2 separate regions of the Mus musculus genome follow, and region 1 is linked to region 2. Evidence: chromatin loops called from intact Hi-C (ENCODE). Cell type or tissue: left cerebral cortex. All regions are shown on one strand. Links, peaks and the distances in the headings refer to the core of each region. The heading gives the core; the rest is flanking DNA.

Region 1 (11,804 bases), core at 1,318-9,317, 70 kb after region 2:
TTCTACAAACTAATTTTACCTTCATGGTTTTGGATTCAAGGTGTGTGCTAAGGGCATGTCCATATTCTATTTCAGCTAGAGGATTAAAAGCCTGTGCCAAGGCTGAGCCACACCACAACTAGAAGCAGGTTTTTTTTTTTTTTCCCTCAGTAAATAACACAATCTTGGAATTTACAGAGTGATCAAATACTCTGCAACAATTAGTTGCAGTTTTTTAGTAGCCTGTCCATTTAATCTGTAGAACCTTAATCCCTATGCAAAATTCTTTTAATCGGCTTTCTGAGTCTTTCACACTTAGCTGGGAGAACATTTATCTTCATATTGTAACTTTAATTCTAAGCCATTTCTTTCTCATTTTCTCCTTTATTCTTGGATCCTCTACTCTCTGGTTTCCTTGACCTTGCTCATTATTGTTAAGAATTTGTGACCCAAGTGCTGCTCATGGAGCCCTGGGATGAATGGCCAGCCTATGGCCCATATGTGAGTTCACAGCTCACGTCACTCAGGTCTGAGCTGATGCTCCACAAGGTAGGCTTGCTTGGGGCCTGGCTTAGAGGAAGGCAGAAGAACTTGTACTCTCAGGAAGACAAGGAAGAGAAAGTGATAATTCAGGCTACCCTGGGCAAGCTTAGTTTGTGGGGAGAGTCTGGAGGGACAACTGAAATGCTGCTTAGACCAGCCAGTGCCACAAAAACCTTTAGACTCTGCCGTGCAGTGGTTCTGCAAAACAAACAAACAAACAAACAAACAAACAAAAAAAGTGGTATAGAGGTGGCACCTGCTCGTGTGTGGGATGAGCTGTGAAGGGGAAATACTACAGGACCAGGGAGCTTTAAGATTTGTTCTTTGAACCATGCTTGTCCCATGCCTGATGACCAGTGGGGACCTGGCACCATGTCAGACACCATCACCTCTGTCACAATCGGGTATGGTGGCAGATGTTTGTGATCTCTGAGCTGGGGTAGCAGAGACAGGTGAGTCCCCAGGGCTCTCTTGATAGCCAGCCTAGCCCAACCATTCATGTCCAGACCAATGAGAGAGACACTGCCTCTCAAAAACAAAACAAAACCAACCAACCAACCAACCAACCAACCAACCAACCAACCAACCAAAGCACCCCACAGGCTGGAGAGATGGCTCAGAGGTTAAGAGCACTGACTGCTCTTCCAGCGGTCCTGAGTTCAATTCCTGAGTTCAATTCCCAGCAAACACATGGTGACTCACAACCATCTGTAATGGGATCTGATGCCCTCTTCTGGTGTGCCTGAAGGCAGCTACACACACACACACGTATATATGTGTATACATATATACAGACATATATGTGTATATATATATGTATATATATATATATTCTTTTAAAAATAACAAAAAAATAAAAACAACAACAAAAAACCCCAAGGTCAATGACACCCAAAGAATGGTGGTTGAGGTTGTCCTCTGGCATCCACACACATGAACACACATGGGTATGCATACCCTCCACATGAACATATACTCATACACACATGAACATGTACACTCAAGAACGAATGAACTCATTTAAGTAAATAAATAAGCAAACTAAATCTCCTTCAGAGTCCAGCTGTCAAGGGCCAAGTCTGGTTTGCAGACAAATTCTGAGTGCCCTGTTAAATTCTAGTGCCCTTAAAATATCCCTCTGACCTTCTCTGTAAACCCAGTCTTCCTGGTGACACCTCTGCCCAGTTTGTTACCATTTCTATCATGTCGTGAATTGTCTGAAAATTTAGCTGGAAAACTCAGGCCCCCTCAGAAAAATCTGTCTGGGGAGCCTCCATGCTAAAATCAGTCTTTGAACAGACAGGGTAAGGCAGGGACCCTAGGGCCTGTGTGCACACAGTTTATCCTTCAGTTATGACTTGAGTTTGGCTCCTGCACTCTCGAGAGTGACCTCTTAGAGAAGTGGTATCTCTGTCAGGTTTCCCACGGAGGCACGGAAACCAGGAGAGCTATCCACGAATTCCGACTGCACACATAGCATCCTGTAGCTGACTGACACATCTCTCATTCTCTGACCAGGATTCTCACATCGTTTCTGCTGAAGTTGGAGAAAAGTGCGAAGCCATAGGCGTGAAGCTCCTACACCTGGAAGACCAGCTTCTCGGAGCCATGTACAGTCACGATGAGGCTCTCTTTCATATCCTTTTCAGTCTCTCGGGAATTGTTTTACAAAAGGAAGTCTAAAAGTGCTGTAGTGCCTTCCCATGCCCTAGCAGCTGGAGGAGACTGTTGATCTTATCTGTAGTCTGGCACATCTTGGGTCTGTTAGCCACAGAGTCTGAGACAGGCACACAGCAGGACCAAAGCAAAATGGAGGCTTTGGCAGGCATGAGGATGGGTTTGTGTGGCATAGAGGAACAACCAGAAAGAAACAAAGCAATTTTACTAGCTCACCTTCTTAAGGACCTTTACAATACCAAGAGTTTCCAAAGCCTTCTTTGAAGTCCTTTTTTCTGCCTTCTGCCGGTCATAGATAGTGGGGTATAAAAACTAACACCATTGTGGGTACCTTCTTTCTGCTATCTAACACATGCTCATGGTCAGGCTTCACAGAGTCCTCCTTGGTTCTGATAATCATATTTTCTTGCACCAAACTCAGTATCTTATGCCACACGACAGACACCTACATCCAAGAGACATACGGGCTCACTTGTGTGTGCAACAGGAAGCATGCATCCCTGGTGATGTGTGCATGCCTTTGTCACTGGGCAGCTCTTTGGAAGGGTGTGGATGAATTCTGTTCTAGTTTTATTTCTAGTGGCTGTTGATAAAACACCCTGACCAAAAGCAACTTAGGGGAGGGAAGGTTTGTCTGGTTCACACTTCCTGATTAAATTTCATCACTGGAGGGGAGGTCAAGGTAGGAATTCAAGTGGCTAGTCTAGTCAAGTCACCTCATGCCCACAGTCAAGAGCCAAGAGAGAAGCAAGTATGCCCATGCTGCCTGCCTGCTTAATTAGCTTCCTCCTCTCTTGTACAGCTCGGGCTCTTAGCCTAGGGAAAGGTGCTGCCCACAGGCCAACCTGACGTAGACAATTGTTCAACTCAGTGATTCTAGGTCTGGGCAAGGTGTTAGTTAAAAAGTTAACCATTTCAGGAACACGGACGGGGAGGGGTGCTTACCTGCCCTGATTCCCCTCAGGGGTTCACTCACAAGTGGCTTGCTGTAGCTATGGTCATCTACTTTTCTATTACTCTCTCTTCAACAGCCTGGCTTTTTTTTTTTTTTTTTTTAATGTTTGCGGGGAATGTAGGCATTTTGGTCTTTGCTTCTCATAGCCTGACTTTTTAGAACATTGGGTCCATTTTGCTTCATCTCCATGCATATATATTTAAGTAGCTTTGAACAGTCAGAGATTGGTCTCATTCAGAAGAGTTCTGATGAGCGGCCAATCGTGGCGTCAGTGTATCTCATGGTAACTTTACATCTTCCCCCTGCTTATGAACTTAGCAGGATGTTCCTTGATGTTCCTTGAACGACTTCTGTTGCCATTTCCATGGTTTGTTTGTTTGTTTTTAAATCCTGTTCTGCACAGTGCCCTGCCTCTTCCAAGTGCAGAATGCAATCTGCAATTGGTCCAGGAAGCAGGAGAAGGAGGTAGTGTGTTAGTAGATCACACAGACTTGAACTTTCTAAGGGACAGGCGTCTATGAAATAGGACAGTGATTATTGCCAGGTAATGACACAGAGCCAAACACTGTGGTGGGGAGGGTTGTCACAGGATTTTCCCTGTCCAATTACATTAAGTGCAGGGGAGGCCTGTGACTGGACAGGGAAAAGGGAGGCAGATCAAAGAGTTACAGAGACAGAGAGGTCTCAGGAGGAGAGAGGAGGAGGATGGAGGCTGACTTGGTGTTATCAAAAGGTTAGAATATTTGGGTTAAAGCTTTATCATTATCAATTAGTTCTGAAATTATTTATTGCCATCTTGTAAATTGTGCAATATTGATACATAAATCTAATTGGTTAACTAGAAGCTTAAGAGTCTTGATTTTACCGGTTACTGGGTATCGTGTTATCAAATTTTGAGGATGGTTATTGGAATGTGGGACAAAGCGGTGGGACCCAGCTGGGACATAGTGTTGTGGTCCACCAGTGCTGGTACTAGAGTGGGAATGTGGCCCGACGGGGTCAGAGAGTTGGCAGGTTGAAAGAAGCAGGAGTGTGGAGAGTTGGCAGGTTCATTAAATATTTCCCATAACAGTGGGGTTTGTCCCAGGTCTGCTGGGGTGGGGAGGTTTTGGGACAGCTGAGTGGGGTGTGGCTCATGATCCAGATCATGGTGAGAGGGCATGACACCTGATGATGCGACCCAGGGAGATGAGAATTTGTGGTGTGGCTTCTAGCATCTTTAGTGGCTCAAGAAGTAGAGATCTCAGGCCAAAGGTAGGGGGTGTTAGACCAGGATTAGGACCCTTGGGGCCTGTCTTTGTTAGGATTTTACTGCTGTGAACAGATACCATGGCCAAGGCAATGTTTACAAGAACATTTAATTGGGGCTGGCTTATAGGTTCAGAGGTTCAGTCCAGTATCGTCAAGGAAGGAACATGGCAACATCCAGGCAGGCATGGTACAGGAGGAGCTGAGAGTTCTACATCTTCATCCGCTGGCCTCTTAAGAGAAGACTGACTGACTTCTAGGCAGCTAGGAAGTGGGCCTTAAAGCCACACCCACAGTGCCACACCCACTCCAAGGCCACACCTCCTAGAAGTGCCACTCCCTGGGCCAAGCAAATACAAACCATCACAGGGCCCATCTTTGATGACCCGCTTACACCAATCAGGAGCTGCCTCTTAAAGGTTTCACAATTCTGCCAAACAGCACTACCACTGCGAACAACTGTTCAAGCATTTGACCCTGTCCAGGACATTCCATACCATGCCACTAAGAGTAGAAAAGTGCTGGGTTGGGTACTGAGTCAGCCCCTCCTTAGATAACATCTACACCACAAACACACATTTATCCCAGCTTTCCTCTGAAATCCAGCCCATGTTCTGTGTCACTGAACGAGAATAATACATAGAGTGTGTCTTTAATCTGAAGTAGCACTTGGATTCCCGTATTACAATGGGCCCAAGACAGGAAGCCGTGTTCACAATGCTCCGTGGGGTTCCACAACAAATAAAAGCTGTTGTTTCAAATTAGAATTTATCAAGGCGTCCAAAGAGGCTGCAGGAATCCCCCAGCCAAGCTCTGGCTGGTGTGTGTTTTCGTTTGTGATCAAAGGCACAATGCTGAGCGCTGCTGAAAGAAAAAGCTCGCAACTAATAGCATAGAAGAGCAGCCGCAGTGAGGGTGGCATCTCTCTTGATTCTGTTAAGCCGGCTGCCAGGACCCACTGCGCATGCGTAGCAGACGATTGCTGTTTAATCCAAGTCCACACTGGAATGTGCTGACGTAAACCCACGGGGGACACCTTTCTGGAGGACTTGAGTCCCGGATGCTGTGGCTGCCCATTCTTCCTGGGGTTAGAGCCCCCTTATCGTAAGCCACACGCCTGCAGGAGCAAAGCAGGTGGTGTACCAGCGAGCCATACACAGAGGGGCGGGCTGGGGACAATACTGCGGGGGCTTCTAAACCTTCTGAAGAGTTCTTGCACAGTCTGTCGGTGTCAGAGCCACAGCAGCCTGCTGGGTGGTAGAGGAAGGCTGGGCTGGCAGATCTGGGGATGGAGGAAAACAGGCTGCCTCTTTGTCCTCCTGGCAGGCTTCCTGAGTTACAGGCATTGTGAACAACTCAAACCATCAGCCAGAGGTGACCGCTTGCTCGGTTAACTGGGAGAGCAGGCGGTGGGGAGGGGAGCGTGGTGCCTCTGGGGAGAGGACGGGGCTGTGACTTCACTCTAGGCATGCTGGGGATCCATTAGCAGTGGTCTGAACCTGAGGGATGATTTCACAGGTTCTGGATTCTAATTAGCAGCTCCATTCCAAAATCCCCCTTGAGTCTGTGTAACCGTTCCTCCACGTCCGGAATGCCTCCATTGGAAAGCTTTTAGGCTTTGGTGAATTGTTAAGCAGGACTTGTTTTTCCCCTCCTTTTTTTTTTTCCTCTGACTTCCATAGCTCACTATAGGAGGAAAGGATCATATCCTGGCATCTCTCAAAGCCCCGGGCAGCTCTGCCAGCCTCTGCTGAGTCATGGATGAGCAAGGACCAGGCTGATTCTATTTACGTGGTATTTGCATCCCTGTCCAGAAGCCTCTTGGGAGCCTATTCTCTCTGCTCATTGGGAATGCACGGTGCCCAGTTGATTCGTCTTGCTAGTCTTGATGGCATGCAGAGACTAAATGTATCCAGGCTCATGAATAAACTCCACAGCCCCAAAGGGCTCCTGTCTGGTTCCACTTTCCAGTGTGTAGCCCGAAGAGGCCAAGGTAACAGAGCTGAGGGGCGATTGCCCTGTCTCCTTGGAAATGATCTTTTGCTTCTAAAACCAAAGAGCAGGAAGGACGGACATCTGTGGAGACCTTCAGTAATTTATAGTGGGGGAGTGCAGATCTGGGCAGGCTGCTCTCCGAGGCACCACTGTGCTCAGCTGATCGAGGGTGGCAGCCTTGTGCTTCCTTCTCCTTTCTGCCAAGGTCTGGGTACAAAAAGTTGGAGCAGACAATGTGTGCAGAGCAAGATGACTCTGCTGCCCATGGGACACAGTGTGAACTTAGCATGAGGCTGGTGACACGGTCTCTCTGTGCACGTAGCAGGTCCCTTTGCCACCAGTGGAAAGGGGCTGGGTCAGGTGTCTGTAGGTCCTTGGTGTCTTACTCAAAGCATCGAAATTAGTAGATACAGGTTTGCACAAGTAGCAAGAGTGCTTTTTTTTTTTCACCAAAAGGCCAGAAAATGTGTGTTCAAGAATGAGAGTGGACATCATGAATGTCAGTACTCAAAGGCCCTGAGGGTTCCTTTCATGGAGATAGAGAGTGGGAATTCAGTTTCTAAGGATGTCCTTTGTGTGGTTCTCTATTTTAACTACATAGTTTAAGTTGTATATTCTTCTCTCTCGTCTCTTCTCATAACACATCTGATGTCAAACATATGCCAGGTTACATATAGGCCTACAATGGAAAATAGGGGATTCTCCCCGAAGGTGCACTTGGAGGACACAGTTTGCTTTATTGTACATGCATCTAAAACCAGTCTAGCCCCTCCTACTGGGATAGTTGTTAAGGAGATGAGAAACTGATTTCATTGTTCAGAGAGGGTGGTGCCTGCAGCTCTAGGCAAGTGGGGGTTCTAGGTTGGCAATAGATTATCCAGTGCATTATTCACAGGGATGGATGCGCGTATCACTTGTAGGCGAGAGTCCTTTGCTGAGAGCATTGCTAGAAGAGAGCTATATGCACAGCCCAAGCCAAGTGGAGTCCTAGGTTGTTAAGTGATTCCCTATGCTTGCCTACTTTCTGGGTGTGTGTGGATAGGGCTTTTCTCCTGACTGCTCCTCCCCCCTACACAGGTCAGTTTTCTGCTGTAGTCCACATTGACTACAGAGGATCATGCATTGCCTTTAATCCCAACAACCTGGGAGAGTTAGACAGGAGGTTTTCAGGTTCAAGGCTAGCCTTAGCAGCTTTCTGAGATTCTTTCTCATAACAAAATATAAAAAGAGGGGTTGGGGATTTAGCTCAGTGGTAGAGCGCTTGCCTAGCAAGTGCAAGGCCCTGGGTTCAGTCCTCAGCTCTGGGAAAAAAAAAAAGACAAAATAACAAAATATAAAAAGAGAGTTGGGACTCTTGATTTCCAGAGGGGAGGGGAGGGGATGTGGTGGGAAGGGCCATGTGTGGCAGAGACTAGGAGGGGGGCCTTCAATCAGAATATAAAGGGAATAAATACATAAATTAATTAGTTAATGGGAAAAATACAACAAAAGAGCTGAAGTTGTGACTCAGTGGTCAAATGCTTGCTTAGAATGCAAAGCCATGAGTTCAATTCCTAGCATTCCCCCCCACCCCCGAAAAAAAACCCAGCAGTGTGAAGTAGACCAGTTCAGGTGACTGTGTGCATGTGTACATCTTTGTGTGTGTGCACATGGAAGTCAGAGGTTGGTATCAGATGTCTTCAACTGCTCTGAACTTTATTTTTTAGGACAAAGTCTCACCGATCCTGGGGACTGCCACTTCAGCTAGCCTGGCTGGCTAACGAGTCTCAGGAATCCCCCTGTCTCTACCTCCTCAGCACTGTGGCCACATATGCCACCCTGCCTGGCTTTTTGCCTAGGTGGTGGAATGGAGGTCTTCCTGCTTGCACATCCAGTGTTTACCAACTGAGATATCTCAGCAGCCCTGAAAACCCTTTGTACTTTCACTAAACTGCATCATCAGTGAGACAATGTTACAGAATTTTTTTTTTCTAAATGCATGATTTGCTGTGGCTCCAAGTACATAGCTCTAGCCCTGAACTCTGAACGGCAACATCAGTGGGACAATGTTACAGATTTTTTTTTTCAAATGCATGGTTTGATGTGGCCCCCAAGTGCATGGCTCTTGCCTTGGCCTCTGAACAGTGACTCAGCCCATTTCCCATTAAGTTTCATAGATTCTCCTTTACTGAGTTTAAAGTTGAGTCTGCATGCTCAGCTTAGTACAACCCTGCAGTGCCAACACGAGCTACATGGCAAGAGACAGTCTCCAAACAAAACAGCCTTGAGTCCTCTACCCCTTCCTTTTACACCCCCCCTCCCCCAAACCCCACCATCCTGGAGGCTTCTCTCAGCACCTGGCAGCCTGCTTTCTCAATTCTTTGCTCAGATCAGTTATCAGGGAGATATTCTCAGCACCTTTCCCCATTAGAGTCCTCTGTCTTTCTCACCCTCAAAGGTCCTCATTAGTCTCTCTGTCCCTTTAATGATCCTCTGCTGGACAGCCAGAACACTCGGCTAGGCCTCCGGTCTGCCATCTCTCTGGAACTCTCAGCATGGCCAACAAGCCATCCACATGACTTTATGTTGGCTCTCTGCCCCCCTCTAGGTGTTTAGACCCCACCAAGAGCCAATTCTGGGCTGCTGGAGGCTAAGGGGGACATCTGATACCCAGTAGAGGGTAAGCAACAGCCAATCTTTTAAATGAGAAAAGAAAAGAGAGAATTCCTGTCTGCATGCTCCTTTCTCCCAAGTGTAGAGTGAGACACAGTTGTGAGGTTTTCTCTGTCATGCAGGTGGATTTAAACATGACATGCATGCATGGGCATCTGAAAGGCATGGGAGACCTGATCTTCTACCTTCCAGGGCGGCTGTCTGAAAGACAGCACATTATGTCCTCTTGAAATTGTTTTCTAGTCTTACGTGGCTTATCTCTGGAGTATTTCTTCCCAAACTATTTCATTGAACTGCTCTATAACTGCCTGGCCCCCAGTTCCATGTTTTATTCTGGATTCTTCCATTTCAGCACACATCACCCATTTACACAACACACACACACACACACACACACACACACACACACACACACACACGAGGGTTTGAACGTTTGTAAAGATGACCATGATATTTTAAAAGATTTGCTTTTTGTTGTTAAGTGTGTGTGTGTGAGAGTGTGTGTGAGTGTGTGTGTGTGAGTGTGTGTGTGTGTGTGTGTGTATGTGCACATGAGTGCATGTACCTGTAGAGGTCAGAAACGGTGTCACATGGACCTGGATTTGCATGTGGCTCCAGGATGTGTATATGCTGGGAACTACACTGCAAGATCTCTCTGCAAATTCTCTCTTGAATTGCAAATTCTGCAAATGCTCTCAGCTGCTGGGCCATCTCTCAAGCCCCTATGAATGTGATTTTAATTGTATTAGTGATTCTTATGCCAAAGGCTTTGTAAATGATGTTTTCAGCCATTGTGCTGGGAAATAAGCCATAAACCTCATGGTACCTTACAAAAGGCTCTCTCTCTCTCTCTCTCTCTCTCTCTCTCTCACACACACACACATACACACACACACACACATACACACAAATGCACACACATACATGCTCACATGCACACACACATATACACACATGCTCACAAATGCATACGCGCGCACACACACACACAAGCAACCTTAGGCCCTGCCTCTGTGACTAAGCTGTGAGAGTCTGTCTCTTACAGATGGGACAATTAAGTACACATGATGTAATTTTCCCAACTTCCCAGGGGACTTGCATTCTCAGATCCCATCGCACTGACTCTTTGGTGCAATAATGGAAATTATTATGTGTGAAGCTGATGTGTTAATTTAATTTTATAACTTAGTCTTTTCCTCTGGTGACTTTTCTCTGTCTTTAGCCTTTTTTTTTTTTTAGTTTGCTCTGTGGTCCCAGACATTTCCGAGTGTCACTTTTTGGCTTCATGACACATTCCCTGTAAGACCCTGTCATCACTTGGCAGAGTCTAAAGTGCTGTGCAAGTCCAGGCCAGTGTCAAAGGTAATCAGAGCCCAGGACATTGTCGGGACCACTGTGTACTCCACTTGCTCCTCACAAAGACCAGACCTGTGACAAATTGCAGCTTGGTGTTCAGTCTGCAACATGATTTTGGCTTTGGTGAAGTCACATGGCTCCCTCTCCCCAACTCCCCCCCCCCCCCCCAACGCCCAGCGATCAGTAGATCTTTCCAGAGGTCTGGAGAAAAAAACCAAAACCACAAAAATCTTTCTACAACAAAATTCAAAGGCTCTTCACTAGAGCCCTTCCTCTCTTGCTCTATGCATACTGCCCTTGTTCCCCTCAGGTTCAAAGGGTGCAAAGATGGTGGCCATCTTCGGAGTGCATGTACATGACGCACAAGTGAAATTGGCTGAATCTTCCAGAAGATAAAAAGTACCTGAACTTTCCAGGGTGAATTGATGTGTCTGTTTAGGAAAGGCTTATTTGCATAATTCCTAAGATCCCTGGGAGTTCTTTATTCTAAAAAGAGTAGGAGAATTTTTATTAATCAGACCCCACAGGTGTGGCTTTCTTTAGCCCCTGTGCTGACATGGAATGTGAGGAGAACAGCATTGTAGTGCAGGTGACCTGTGGCCCGCTTGGTCTTTGCCCTCTCCACAAACTCAGCTTCCTCCGTGTCTGACCCCCGTGGCGGCTTGACCTTGCCTGAAGACTTAAACGTAGTTAGGGTCTACCAACTTGTTTCTACTTTCCCGTTGTCTCTACTGGATGAGGCAGCATTTTCTGCTGTCTCAGCCCAACTCTTATGTTTGTACAGTGGCCCAAAAGGAAGAGACAGAGGATCTGGTTATATGGGAGCAGAAAGACTACTGTTGGTCAAGTGTTTGGCTTGCGTGTCTAGAGAAGTGATTTCTTGGGAGCTTTTATCTGTCCTGTGTTATTACTTGCTGAGTTCTTGGTGGCTGTTTTCTTTCCAGAGGAAACCACTTTACAGATTAGGAAATTAGTAGCCCATGTATACAAGAAGAAACAAATCTACCAACCCAGATCGGGGAAGAGCTTTTTATTCTACACTAGACAAATGGCCACAGCTGGAACCCAGTGCGGAGTGGAATCCAAAGTTACCCATGCAGAAGAAACAGAGCTTTAAAGGGCTTTGTACTAGGGACTGGAGTGACCCTTGTGAGCAGGGACCACAGTCCCTGACACTGAGCTGGCTGGATCATAATGTCAAGAGTACACACAGTTGCAGTTGAGGGTCCCTCTCACAGTGGTCCCGGGTGCTAGGTTTTGTGGGGAGACTCTTATCTCAAGCATCTTCCCTTTCCAATCAGAGCCCTTGGATGTGACAGTCGCCCGCCCGGTATGGGGACTGAGGAGCTCTGTGGCCACCCTGTCACACCTCACCGAGAGTCAGTGAAATGGGTTGAAC
Region 2 (11,804 bases), core at 1,709-9,708:
GAACTCAAAGCTATGTGGACAGCTACCACCATCTGGGTACCATGATGGACGGGTTTTGTCTGAGTATCACTGGCACGTCATTTGCTGCTGGATCTTGCTTTCCTTACAGCGGAGGTATGGCCTGTGGTGGATATCCCATGAGCACCTACGAGTTGTTTGGGTGATGCTGAGAATTTAAATAATGTAGGTGGTAAATGAGCTGCTTTTCATCGCTACAACAAAATATTCGACTAGCTGGGAAGGAGAGGATGTCTTTTGTTCCCGGTTTCAGAGGGTTCAGCCCACGTCAGCAGACACCATTGCTTCTGTGCCTGTGCACCGTGGCATCACAGCAAAGGGGCACGGTGGAGCAGGACTGCTCACCCCATGGTGAATGGAACCAGAGACTGTTGCAAGCTCTGTCTTCTTTGCCAGTCCTTTATCCCCACGAGACCAGATGTGGCTGTGTGTGACTGTTGACAGTCCTCCTGGAAGGAGGGAGTAGGGAGAGTTATTGGACCTTGCCTGAGTATCTGACCTCTCCCAGGCCGAGTGTAGGGGTGATTCCTCACTGTTAGAAGTAGATGGGCCTGTGCGGCAGGTGGGTGAAAGGCTTTTGAGAAATGCTCTTGCTGGACTTTTCATAGTTCTGGGTCTCACAGCAGAAGTCTTCTGAAAGAGTCTGGCATCCCAGAGAATTTTCTAGTACTTGAAAAGAATTAAAGACTTTGACAGCCAAAGACACATTTGGCATGGCACCAGAGCAAGAGAAGACTGTGTCAGAGAAGAGGGACGCTTCCAGAAACTCTCCAAAGTTGAGCTGACAGGAGGGGGAAGGTCCTTCAGGAAGACTTTAAGAAAACAAAGGTTCAGTTTCTGTCTCTCATTGCTTCGTGCCGCTATAATTTTGCCCAACGAGGACACTGTACTCATTTAGACTTATCGCTGCTACATATCCCCACCCCTCTCATCCCTTGTCTGTGTTTCTTTGCTCTGAAGGAGGCTGTCTCCTACCTGCAATCCCTCGCTGCTTTGCTCTTTGACCTGGGTTCTGTCTTTCCAAACCAAGGCAGCTGCTTCTATCTGGAGCCAGGGGCGTCTACACCCAAGAGTCCAGCAGGCAATGCCTGACCACGTATCAGATGCTTCATGGGCCACACATCTGAAAAGAATTCCGAGCCGCATCCATTGCCTTTGCCTTTGAGTGAAATCGTTTCTAAAGAAAGTCTTCAGCTTAACTTTCTTCTCTTTCTACAAATGTTGCCATAGGCAAGCCCAAAGAACAGCGCCTTAGCAGGTCCTCCCTGCTCAAAGAACAGCTCCCCAGTAGGTCCTCTCTGGCTTCCTCAGAGCCTCCAGGGACCCAGCGAACATTTGGACAGACATGTTGCTTTTGGAAATATATCAGCCCAGTAGACAGATTTGCTAAGTCATGGCTGTAATAGTCTTAATGTGATTTGTGACATAGGATGGTGATGTTCCTGTCACTCACCAAAGCCCTTCCCCAACAGAAACGCTCTGAGTACTATATAAATATCATTTAGCCCGTGTCCCACATTAGTGGTCCATTGTGGGGAAACTGAGGCCTATGAGTGAGACACGCCCGTGCGCATACTGATGGTTGATTGCTAGCATGTGCCGGTTTCCCATCTGCAGTGGGCGTGTGGGTAGTGCATGATAGAGGTTGTCAGTCTACTTAGTGAGGGGTATATAAGACAAACAGCCACTTGATTAGTGGGTAGTAAAAGACAAATACATCATTAGTGATGAAAGAGTGTCCCGTCATCACAGTACGTACAAAGTTCATACCGAAGTCCCCTCGGGGTCTACAGGCTCATTGCCAAAAACCACCAGACTAATAAGAATTCCATTATGATTGACACGGTTTATAAAACTTTTTAATGAAAATATAGTTTCATGTCAAACTCAGATAAATTCGGACCCTGATTTTTAATAAGATGGTAGGGTCTCTTGCAGATCCTTTGGGGAGATTGAATCATAAAGCTGTCAGGAGGCAGATCGCTGTGTCTTTCCAGCGCTGGGGTCTTTGCCATTCCATCTGTTCTTTGTAATGAGTCTTTTGGTCCCCATCTTCAGAAGGGTAAGAGGACTAAGCAGCCAGACTCTGTCTGCTGCCCCGAGATGTAGTGTAGATGGCATGAGTCCTGCTGTCCTGCCCGGCAACTGTCTTGGGGGCAGCGGGTGAGAAGGCTTGAAATCAATGGCTCAGATGGGGGAGCAGGCGAGAACACAGTGAACTTAGTTATTAATTCTTGGGGAGCACCCTTTATATCCTCCACTGCATCCCACTGGTCCCAAGCAAGCATGTCTTCCAAGTGGCAGTTCCCGATTGGCTGTCATTGTCTGCATCACCAATCTTTAGGCTCTCAGACAGTCTTCAATTAGGTCCTCAGGCAGAAGTTGCCTCCATGGCTGCATGGCCAGATTAGAATGCTGAGTCCATGGGAGACATAAGAGGATCTTGAGTTCCAGGCTAGCGTGAGCTATATAATGAGACCCTGTATCAAAACTCTCTCTCTCTCTCTCTCTCTCTCTCTCTCTCTCTCTCTCTCTCTGTCTCATAGGGAGAGGTGCTGATACTAAACTCTGGTTCCCTAATTGATTCTTGACTTAGTTGATAAAGGAGGTCGGGAGCCAATTGCTGGGTGGAAGGGACAGGTCCTTCCTGGTCCCAGGAGGAAAAAGAGATGCAGGGAAAGAGAAGGCGGTTTCTGGCCAGGCTTTGGAAGGAGACGCACAAAAGAATCATGCAAGATCTTGGGGAAGGTAGAACCAGGTGGCTTCCACCACCAGCTCATAGCAAAGGAGGTTGAAGGAAGCTAGTCAATAAGTTTAGGGCAGGAGATTCTGTGCTCAGCAATTGTGTTAACAGGCAAATTCTAAAGTAATAAAGCTGTCTGAGTGTTTTTCATCCATGGAGCAAAGGTGGAGGGAGAGAGAGAGAGAGAGAGAGAGAGAGAGAGAGAGAGAGAGAGAGACCATGTGGATGATGGAGGCTAGGTGGAGCTAACCTGGGAGGAACAAGAAAAAAAAAACAAAAACAAAAACGGAGAGGGGCCAGAGCAAGGGTGGCAGCCCCAGGGCTGAGGACACGGGCAAAGGCAATAGTGTATTTTTTTAAATTACATGCTATACACATTAGGCTGGGAGATATCTCAGTGGGCAAAGGGCTTATTGCATAAACATGGTTAGAACATGGTATCTGGTCTCTCCTTCTGCACCCGTGGTTTATTCTGTAAAACAAAGCAGTATTATAAATATTCTAAGACAGATATTTTATTTCTCAAATTTAAATTTATTTTTTTCCACTGATCATAAAAGCATGAAGATATCACACATTTGCAGAGTACCATGTGGTGTCCCACCACGAGTGGAATACTTAAATCTGATTAAATCCCCCTCTCTCCTCAGGTGTGAATTCTTTCTCTTCTGTATGTGTCAGCGGACATTGAGCTCAGGGCCTTGAGTGTGGTGGGCTGAACACGGGGTACAACTGAGCTTAGCTCTGTGCTCTTTCTAGTTATCTGTTTCTTTCCCATGTGCACACACGTGCCATAGTGCATGTGTGCTCAGAGAACAGCCTGTAGGAGCAGGTTCTCTCCTTCTGCCACTTGTGTTTCAGGGATGAAACTCAGGTGATCCAGCTTGTCAGCAAGCCCCTTTATCTGCCGAGCCTCTTGCTGGCCCAGCTCCATATTATATTTTGGTGAAAACAACCAAACTTCTTTTTTTTTCAGGTTTGAAATAATTATTATTGTTATTTATAGTTAGTCCATTGATAAAAATTTGACCATTAGGATTGGGATCTTGGTCTGAACTAGTCTCTTCTGGAAGTTTTTCAGTGTATCTAGTTGGGGACAACGCCATGTGTGGGGATAGAGCAGAGCCAGTCCTGTGTCTACCCATGTCCCTGGGACCATCACTGAAACTGAGAGAGACACCTGTGAGGCCCTGTGCCAGAGAAGAACTTGAGGCTAGAGAATGTCTATTAACCCAGAGAGGGCCCAGGTCCCCCAGACAGTTCCATGCAAGTCCAGTCTGGTGAGCCAGTGAGTCTATCAGGGTTACATGCATGGGGCACAGAGACTGAGGGGCTGAAGAATTCCCACCCTGTCGTGGGCGAGGACTCTCAGAAGCTGCACTTCTGCAGTTCCTCATAGACTGATGAGTCTCCTCTAGTGGGCAGTTGTTGGTTGATGATACAGCCTTGAGAAGGAGCCTGGGAGTCCTGTAGGTTTCACGAGTTTCCCTGCTCCTTGTAAGAGGAAATTTAAAAAAGATTTATCTTAAGTTTAAGAGTGTGTGTGTGTGTGTGTGTGTGTGTGAGAGAGAGAGAGAGAGAGAGAGAGAGAGAGAGAGAGAATGAATGAGTTCTCCAGCACGTGAGTTCAGGTATCATGGAAGCCAGAAGGGGGCATCAGAAACCCTGGAGCTAGAATTATAGGTGGTTGTGAGCTTCCTGATCCGGATACTGAGAACAGAACTCATGTCTTCTGCAAGAGCAGTAGGTGCTCTTCTCTGCTGGGCTGGCTCTCCAGCCCGGAGGGAATGCCTGAGTAACATTCTGTGTATGTGCCCAGTAAGCTTTCCCAGAACTGAGTCTGTGTGACACTCCTTGTCTGCCTCTGAAGCATATTTACTACTCTCAGTCTTCATGTCTGGAAAGACCCCTGAGCACCCTGAGCATACAGGCCAGTTACCGTCTCCACACTGGCTTGTGTCTCTATCACCGTGTAAGGGAAGCTGACAGAGCGAAAAGATCCCAGAGACTCACACAGAAGGGGGTCGATCAAGTCTTTGTCCGGTTATAACTTCCTTTTGAGGCAGGGTCTTTCTCCGTAGTCTTGACTGTCCTAGAGCTTGTTACGTAGGTCAGGCTGGACTCAAACTCACAGAGATTCCCTGCCTCCTGAGTGCTGGGATCAAAGGTGTACACCACCACTGCCCAGACCAAGAATCTTTAGTCCAGTGAGCACTGGGATGTCTTAAAAGAGTAATACTACTAAGGATGATGAATCTTTCAAGAGAAAGTTATCTTTTCACCTAATATATACTTGTGTTGGCATAGCAGTACACAGCTTGGCATGCCTGCCTAGCCCTGCAGGCCACACACACTGAATTTCTGCTTCCTCCTCACAGCTCTGCGTTCCTCAGGCACCTCCCCTTGTGATCCAGTCTCTCTTTTACAAACAGTGCACAGAACCTCTACGGGTGAGGGGCAGCTCTGGGCCAGTGGTCCCTTTGTCCCGAAGTTATATACAGGATCTTCTCAAGATGTGGGCCACTGGAGGGAGATGCCATCTTAGAGGATGGGAAGTCTGACCTGGCTGCTGGCTTCTCAGCCAGATCTTAGAAGAAGAGGCAGGAAGAAGGATGGTAGGAAACTACAAAGAAAAAAAAAAGGGAAGAAAACACAACTCTACCCGAGCTACCGTGCTCTGCACGGACTGGACTCCCCTTGTAACCCGGGTGAAGGATTGTAACTAAGTTGTGATTAAAACCAGGAGTGAGAAGGGTTGTAAATAAGTTGTAATTAGAGCCAGGAGTGAACTCTCAGGAAGGGATCAGGAGCAGCGCCACCCGGACTATGGCCACAAGAGGGCGCTGTGGTGAAGCTCACCAGCCGAGGCTCTCGCTGCTGCTGGGAGCCAGTCACAGAGAAACTCCAAGAGAGGGGCATTCTGGGAGCTCGTCTGTCACCTTGAGAGACTCAATCTTTCTCTTGTAAAACACAGAATAAAGTAACAGATACATCAGCACAGCTGCATGCCTTTTGAGCATCCTCTCCATCCTGGCTCTTGGCTCTGAGCGGTTGTGCCGGGTCCTGTACCCTCTGCGCACCTGCCTTGAGACATCTATCTTCTTAACAGGCTTGATGACAAGGGATATTTTATTTAAACCCTCTTTCAGAACCTTACATTGCTTTTCCACTTGTCTAGTTGGTCGTCAATTGACCTGTCCTTGTGGCAGGAAGTGAAGATTTAAAGAAAGATTGACGAAGATGCCTTTGCGGCTCCTGTTCGGCACAGACTTGGGTCGATGCCTTTGAGGTTCCCTGTACAGAGGACTCTGTACAGTGAGTGGTTGGAGCTGCGTTTAAAAGGTAATAATAGAGGCATGAGCCAGGCACCAAGGAGAAGCTCAAAGCTCCCGTGCCAGCCGCGGGGAACCCCAAACTGATTGCTTTAATTAATTAGGCTGCTGGCAGAGCTGTGGGGCAGGAGGAATTCATCTCCAAGCCTGGTAAAAGGCTGAGGACGCTGGGTCTCAGGCACTCAGCCCTGCAGTTCATGGTTGTTGTTGTTGTTGTGTGACCCACTGGCTGGCTGTTTTCCTCTCCTACAGTGCTGTTAGATTTTCTTAGAAAGTAAGTTACTTATTTGACCTGTGTGTGTGTGTGGGGGGGGGTGTATATATGTAGGGGTTCATGTGACATGGCACATGCATGTGAGCCATCCTGCTGGCCCTAGGAACAAAGATTTTTAAGCCCTCCCAGAGGATGATCATTTCTATTGAAGTAGGAATCCAGGTGAGGCAGCAATGAGAATAGGGGTGTGGCTTAATGTGGGTGTGGCTTAGTGTAGGGGTGTGACCTAATGTGGGTGTGGCTTAGTAAAGACTTGTCTTTGTGGCCATTAACCCTCACATTGCCAACATGGCTTAGACTGTCTTTGGAAGGGGAACAGGAGACTTCAGAATCCACTGTCACAGTCTGTCACTGGGCTTCAGGGAGGGTTCTCCCAGGCCCACCGAGTTCTAAGATCCCTGTATAGGTGGCTGTGATTAAGATGGGACAGACTCAAACTCAAGATGCCACACATCACACATCGTGGGGAGTAGAGCGTTTTGAAGGCAGCCATGTGCCACTGGCTGAGCTCCAGGATGGGCAGAGAAGTGAGTTCCTAAACTCCAGACCCTCTGCCACCCCCTCTACATGGGGCTCCTTCCCTCCTCATAGATCCTTCCACTGCCGGCACCAACGATGACCCCTTTCTATCTTAGTTATATGGTATGTTTCTGTGTGTGTGTGTGTGTGCATGTGTATTTTAGTGTGTGTTCATGTGTGTTTCAGTGTGTGTGTGTGTGTGTGAAGGTGTAGTGTATATATGTATGTGTGTATGTGTGCATGTCTGTCAGTGTGTATGTGAAGATATGTGTATGTGTGTGTGTGGTGTGTGTGTAGTGGTGTGGTATCTGGGGTCATGGGGATGGCAAGCAATGCTCAAATGTTTTAGGTCACCCAATGGCATCTATTCAATAGACACCTTTGCCTGCCACCCTGGTAACCCAAGACCATAGGTTCCATAGCTATCTGGCCCCTAAGCATTCCTGAGCAGATACCAGGGACCCCCTGGTTGTTTTAGATCATGTATCAGGTAACTGTGTGGATAGCAACTGAGCCTTCGCTCACTGAGAGACTCATGAAGTAGCCATTGGCCCAGGCATGGGGGTGTCTTTGTCTAGCAGGTGTTATTGATCTGTTAGCCCATGGGTGAGCTCAGGAAGGCTATGAACATTGCCCAACATATTTGTAGATGTCAGTGTTGTATTGCAACTTGGAAAGTCGGGTGCTCTTAGTAGAAGGATCAGTACCCATCTCTCAGAAAGACGCTGTCATGTTTACTTTTGTACTTGACCCCTCAGTGCATTGAATTATACAGGTATTTTACCTCCTTCAGCATTGACTTTCATTATTGTTAAACACACACACCACACACACACATTACACACATAGACACCACACACACACAGAGGTACATTACACACACAGACACCATACACATACACACTCGCACACACATACACACCTAGAGACACGTGGACACACACACAGACACACATAGGCACACCACACATACAGACATACAGACACACCACACATACAGACACACAGACACACCATACACATAGACATACATATATAATACACACAACACATAAGACACACACATACACACAGAGCCACATACAGACACACACAGACATGCACACAGATATCCAAACACACACAGAGACGTACACACAGAGACACACTCAGACACATACACACAAACACACACACAAACACACAGAGACACACAGTCACACACAAATACAGAGAGACACACACAAACTTACACACAGACATACACAGAAAGACAGACACACACAGAGATACACACACAGATACACACAGAGACACAGACACACACACACACACCACCTCTATCTTAAGTGTCCATGCTGTGGGTTCTTGTTGCAGTGGTTTTTCTTCATTTGCTTGGGAGCTCCTGTGACTCCCAGCTCTTCTGATATCAGACACAGCTGCACATCACTCTTGATCTCGGGACCCTACTTCCAGTTCCTAGCCGACTACAGAACGAGGGGACTGTGCACAGAGAAGGGCTTCATTCCAGAAAGGCTGTGCCGGGTGGGTCGCTGTCTCGGAGGAGGCTCCAGTGTTTGCTGTCTGTTTTCCGTTCCTTTTCCCGTCGTCACTGTTTGACACTCTGCCGTTGTTTGCCCACTGTTGCCTGTGTGTCCCTCTTTCCATCTGTTCTTAAGAAAAGTTTTATTTTAAACCACCCCAGACGACAGGAGCTGGGTCTTGACAATGCTTAGGGTGGCAGGAGAAGAAAATCCGTATGGAACCGCTCCCCTCCCCCTCTTCTGCCTCTGACAGACTTCTGTTGGGGAGGCAGCCTGCCTCCAAGATAAGTGCAGGTTTCAGAGGTAGGTTCCCTGCGCCCCAAGATAAGCAATTATTTAATAAATTGGCTTTGACATGAGCTTTCTCTTTTAATACTTCCCTTGCCGTTGTAAGATAATCTCCTGCATGTGATTTCCCATTGCTGGCGTGATGACCCGCTGTGGCTCACCTCGGGAGCCTCTGCCTCTTCCTCAGGTGACAGATCCACGTGGAGAGAGATGGCCAGATGTTGGGAGGTTGCTCTCTCGGTTCAGTGCTTGCTATGCAAGCATGAAGACCAGTGTAAAAGGAGAGAGGGAAGGGGGGGGGTGAGGGAGAGAGGGAGGGAGAAAGAAAGGGACAGACAGACAGACAGACAGACAGAGGTGGCGCATGCTTGTGATCCCAGTGCTAGGGAGGCTGAGGCATTGGAACCTCTAGGGATTTATAGTCAAGAGGCTGAGTTCCAGGCTAACAAGATACTCTGACTCAAAAAGAAGGTGGATGGTGTCTGTGGATGGCGTCTGTCTGCAGATGGTGTCTGTCTGTGGATAGCGTCTGTCTGCGGATGATGTCTGCGGGATGACTCCTGAGGCTGTCCTTTGGCTTTTTATCTAGACATTTGTGCACTTGTGTGCTCACTCACACACACATACACAGCACACAGGCACACACTATACACACACACCACAGACACACACCACAACACACATACACACACACTATATACACATATATACCATACACACATACCTCAGCCACACACACACCACACATACATACCACACACACCACACACAGGTACACACCACATACACCACATGCACCACACACACCATACACACTACACACAATGCAGCACACACCACACACACATACCACATACATATACCACAACACATATATACACACACTATACACACATATATACCACACCCCCCCACAGCTATATACACACCACACATACACACCACACACACTACAACACACACACCATACACACATGCACACCACACTGACTCACATACATACACCACACATACCACATACATGCCACACATACACACCCACACAGTATCCCCACCACCACATATACACCACACACACCATACACACACCATATACACCACATACAGGCATTCATACCACACACATGCCACACATACACACCACACACAATATACCCCACCACCACCACCACATATACACCACACACACACACCAATGAGGTGGGCTTGACTCCCTGCATATGTGGCTGTGGAAGGGGCGCCAACCCCAACGCTTATCTCACAAACTGTGTCTTCCCTGTCAAGTTCTGAGGAGCACTCCAGTGTGGAATGACCATTTAAGGAGATCTGGGCAAGCACAGCCTTTGATCTCCTGTGGATTCAGAAAGGACTCAGGAGTTAAGGGATCATTCCAGTAGTCAGCGACTGGCTGGCATCTGTGCCTTCCAAAGGCTGCACAGGACAGACCCCAGAGAGAGGAGTCCCAGAGAGCCCTGGCAGGGGCATTCCGTGCTTCGGGCTGGGTAGCGAACCCACTGCAGCATCTCACGGAAATCTGCAGGGAACCAGCTGAGGGCTCCTGGGGACACACTGGGGAGGGGAAAGACCCTGTGTGACAGGCTGCTGTGAGGGGCTGGGTACCGGTGTTTGTCTGAACTCTAGCTGGAGGGAGGATCAGGGTACCGGTGTGGTGTCAACAGGTTTAACTGAAGTCATCACAATGCCTTGGTGAGCATCAGCAGGCACGGGGCTCAGAGCCTGGGCTCTGGGTGATCCAGCTGCTGTGATGTTCTGCCTAAGCACATGGGGTCAGTGGCCCATGGTGTTGGAATAGCCAGCACGCCATGGTGGACCCATGTAGGAGAACCAGGTTCATTCTGTGAGCCAGGACATGGAGATACAGTACGAGACTAGTCACCTTGAAGGGCACACCACCAATGAGCTAAAGACTACCCATTGGGTAACCCCAAAGTTCTACCATCTCCCTATAGCACCCAGGGGCGACCTGTGGGGAGCATTCATCTGACAGACAGCAGTCCTATAGGAGGCTTCAGGTGATGGGAAGGGCAGGAGGAGCCCTTGGTGGCACTGTGGCTTTCAGTGGCCACCTTTTGTGGCTGTACAGAGAGCTACAAACCTCAGGCTGATTGGCTCAGTCTGTTGTCAGGGTCTCCAGCTAGGTGGAGATAATCTTGTGTTTCACCTCCTTCTGAAAAGGCTGGGAAAGGGAAGGGTTTTCTCCTTCCCTCCCTCCCTTCCTCCCTCCCTCCCTCCCTCCCCCCTTCTTCCCTCCCTCCCTCCCTCCTCCCTTCCTCCCTCCTTTCCCTCCCTCCCCCCTTCTTCCCTCCCTCCCTCCTCCCTTCCTCCCTCCTTTCCCTCCCTCTCCCTTCCTCCCTCTCCCTTCCTCCCTCCCTCCCTCCCTCCCTCCCTCCCTCCCTCCCTCCCTTCCTCCCTCCCTTCCTCCCTCTCTTCCTCCTTTCCTTCCTTCTCTCCTTTTATTTCTATTTTTAAGCTAGCAATCGTCCTTTATTAAGCATCAGAAAGATAAATCACAAATTGACTTCACAGTGTGTAAATAATCTGGGGGAGGCAGAGACCAGACCGGGAGATGAGACCTCGATGTCTACGGCTGATGGTCCTATCTATGCCGTGCTGAATGCGAGTCTCCTATGGGGACATTTTCATTATCCTAGCCAATTAAATTAAATAAATTTAAAAAATAATTATAACAACATTGGGTTTCATTTAATAATAGGATGTTGTTCCTGTGATATCTCTCCTGTAATATATGACAGACAACTAACATTGTCTGTTTCAAAACTTGGTATTAATGAATGTGTCAGACTCTTGTTATTTTGGGGCAAGGTTTCACGTAGCCCAGGCTGGCCTTGAACTTACTACATAGCTGAGGGTGACCGGAAGCTCCTGATCTGCCCATCCACTAAAGGAAGTTTCCCTTTTCATGCTTTGTGTCCTGCTTCCTGCCACCTTAGAGTGTTTGGTTTTCAGGGTCTCCTGATGCTGCCCTCATCTTCAGGGGAGGGAGGAGATAGGATGAAGTAAGACAGAGGTTAGGGAAGGGGGGGTGGGAGAAAGCAGGGGGAGGAGAATGGGAAGGGGAAGATAGA

What was found. Hi-C counts contacts between places; a loop is a spot of excess contacts. Peaks named below come from ENCODE experiments on the same cell type or tissue, not always from the same donor. Only the 100,000 strongest peaks of a DNase experiment are listed, where the experiment ranks them.
Region 1: it touches region 2 in a loop (4-fold over the local background); 3 of 42 quality-filtered maps call a loop at or near these places.

What each region holds. Positions count from the first base shown.
Region 1 is chr8:125,248,908-125,260,711 of GRCm38, forward strand. Disc1 (disrupted in schizophrenia 1) reads left to right here. Exons shown (of 13, transcript NM_174854.2): 12 at 2,041-2,158. Among named protein-coding and RNA genes, the nearest start is that of Gm30713, 130 kb to the right of the region's middle. In left cerebral cortex, for the core only: no CTCF peak of the experiment used is centred there; DNase peaks (open chromatin) are centred at 5,389, 6,185 and 6,516; H3K4me3 peaks cover 1,477 bases; H3K27ac peaks cover 2,301 bases.
Region 2 is chr8:125,178,497-125,190,300 of GRCm38, forward strand. The region is part of intron 9 of Disc1 (disrupted in schizophrenia 1); the gene reads left to right. Among named protein-coding and RNA genes, the nearest start is that of Disc1, 130 kb to the left of the region's middle. In left cerebral cortex, for the core only: CTCF peaks have their summits at 4,397 (motif pointing right) and 5,593 (motif pointing right); DNase peaks (open chromatin) are centred at 5,613, 6,157 and 8,567.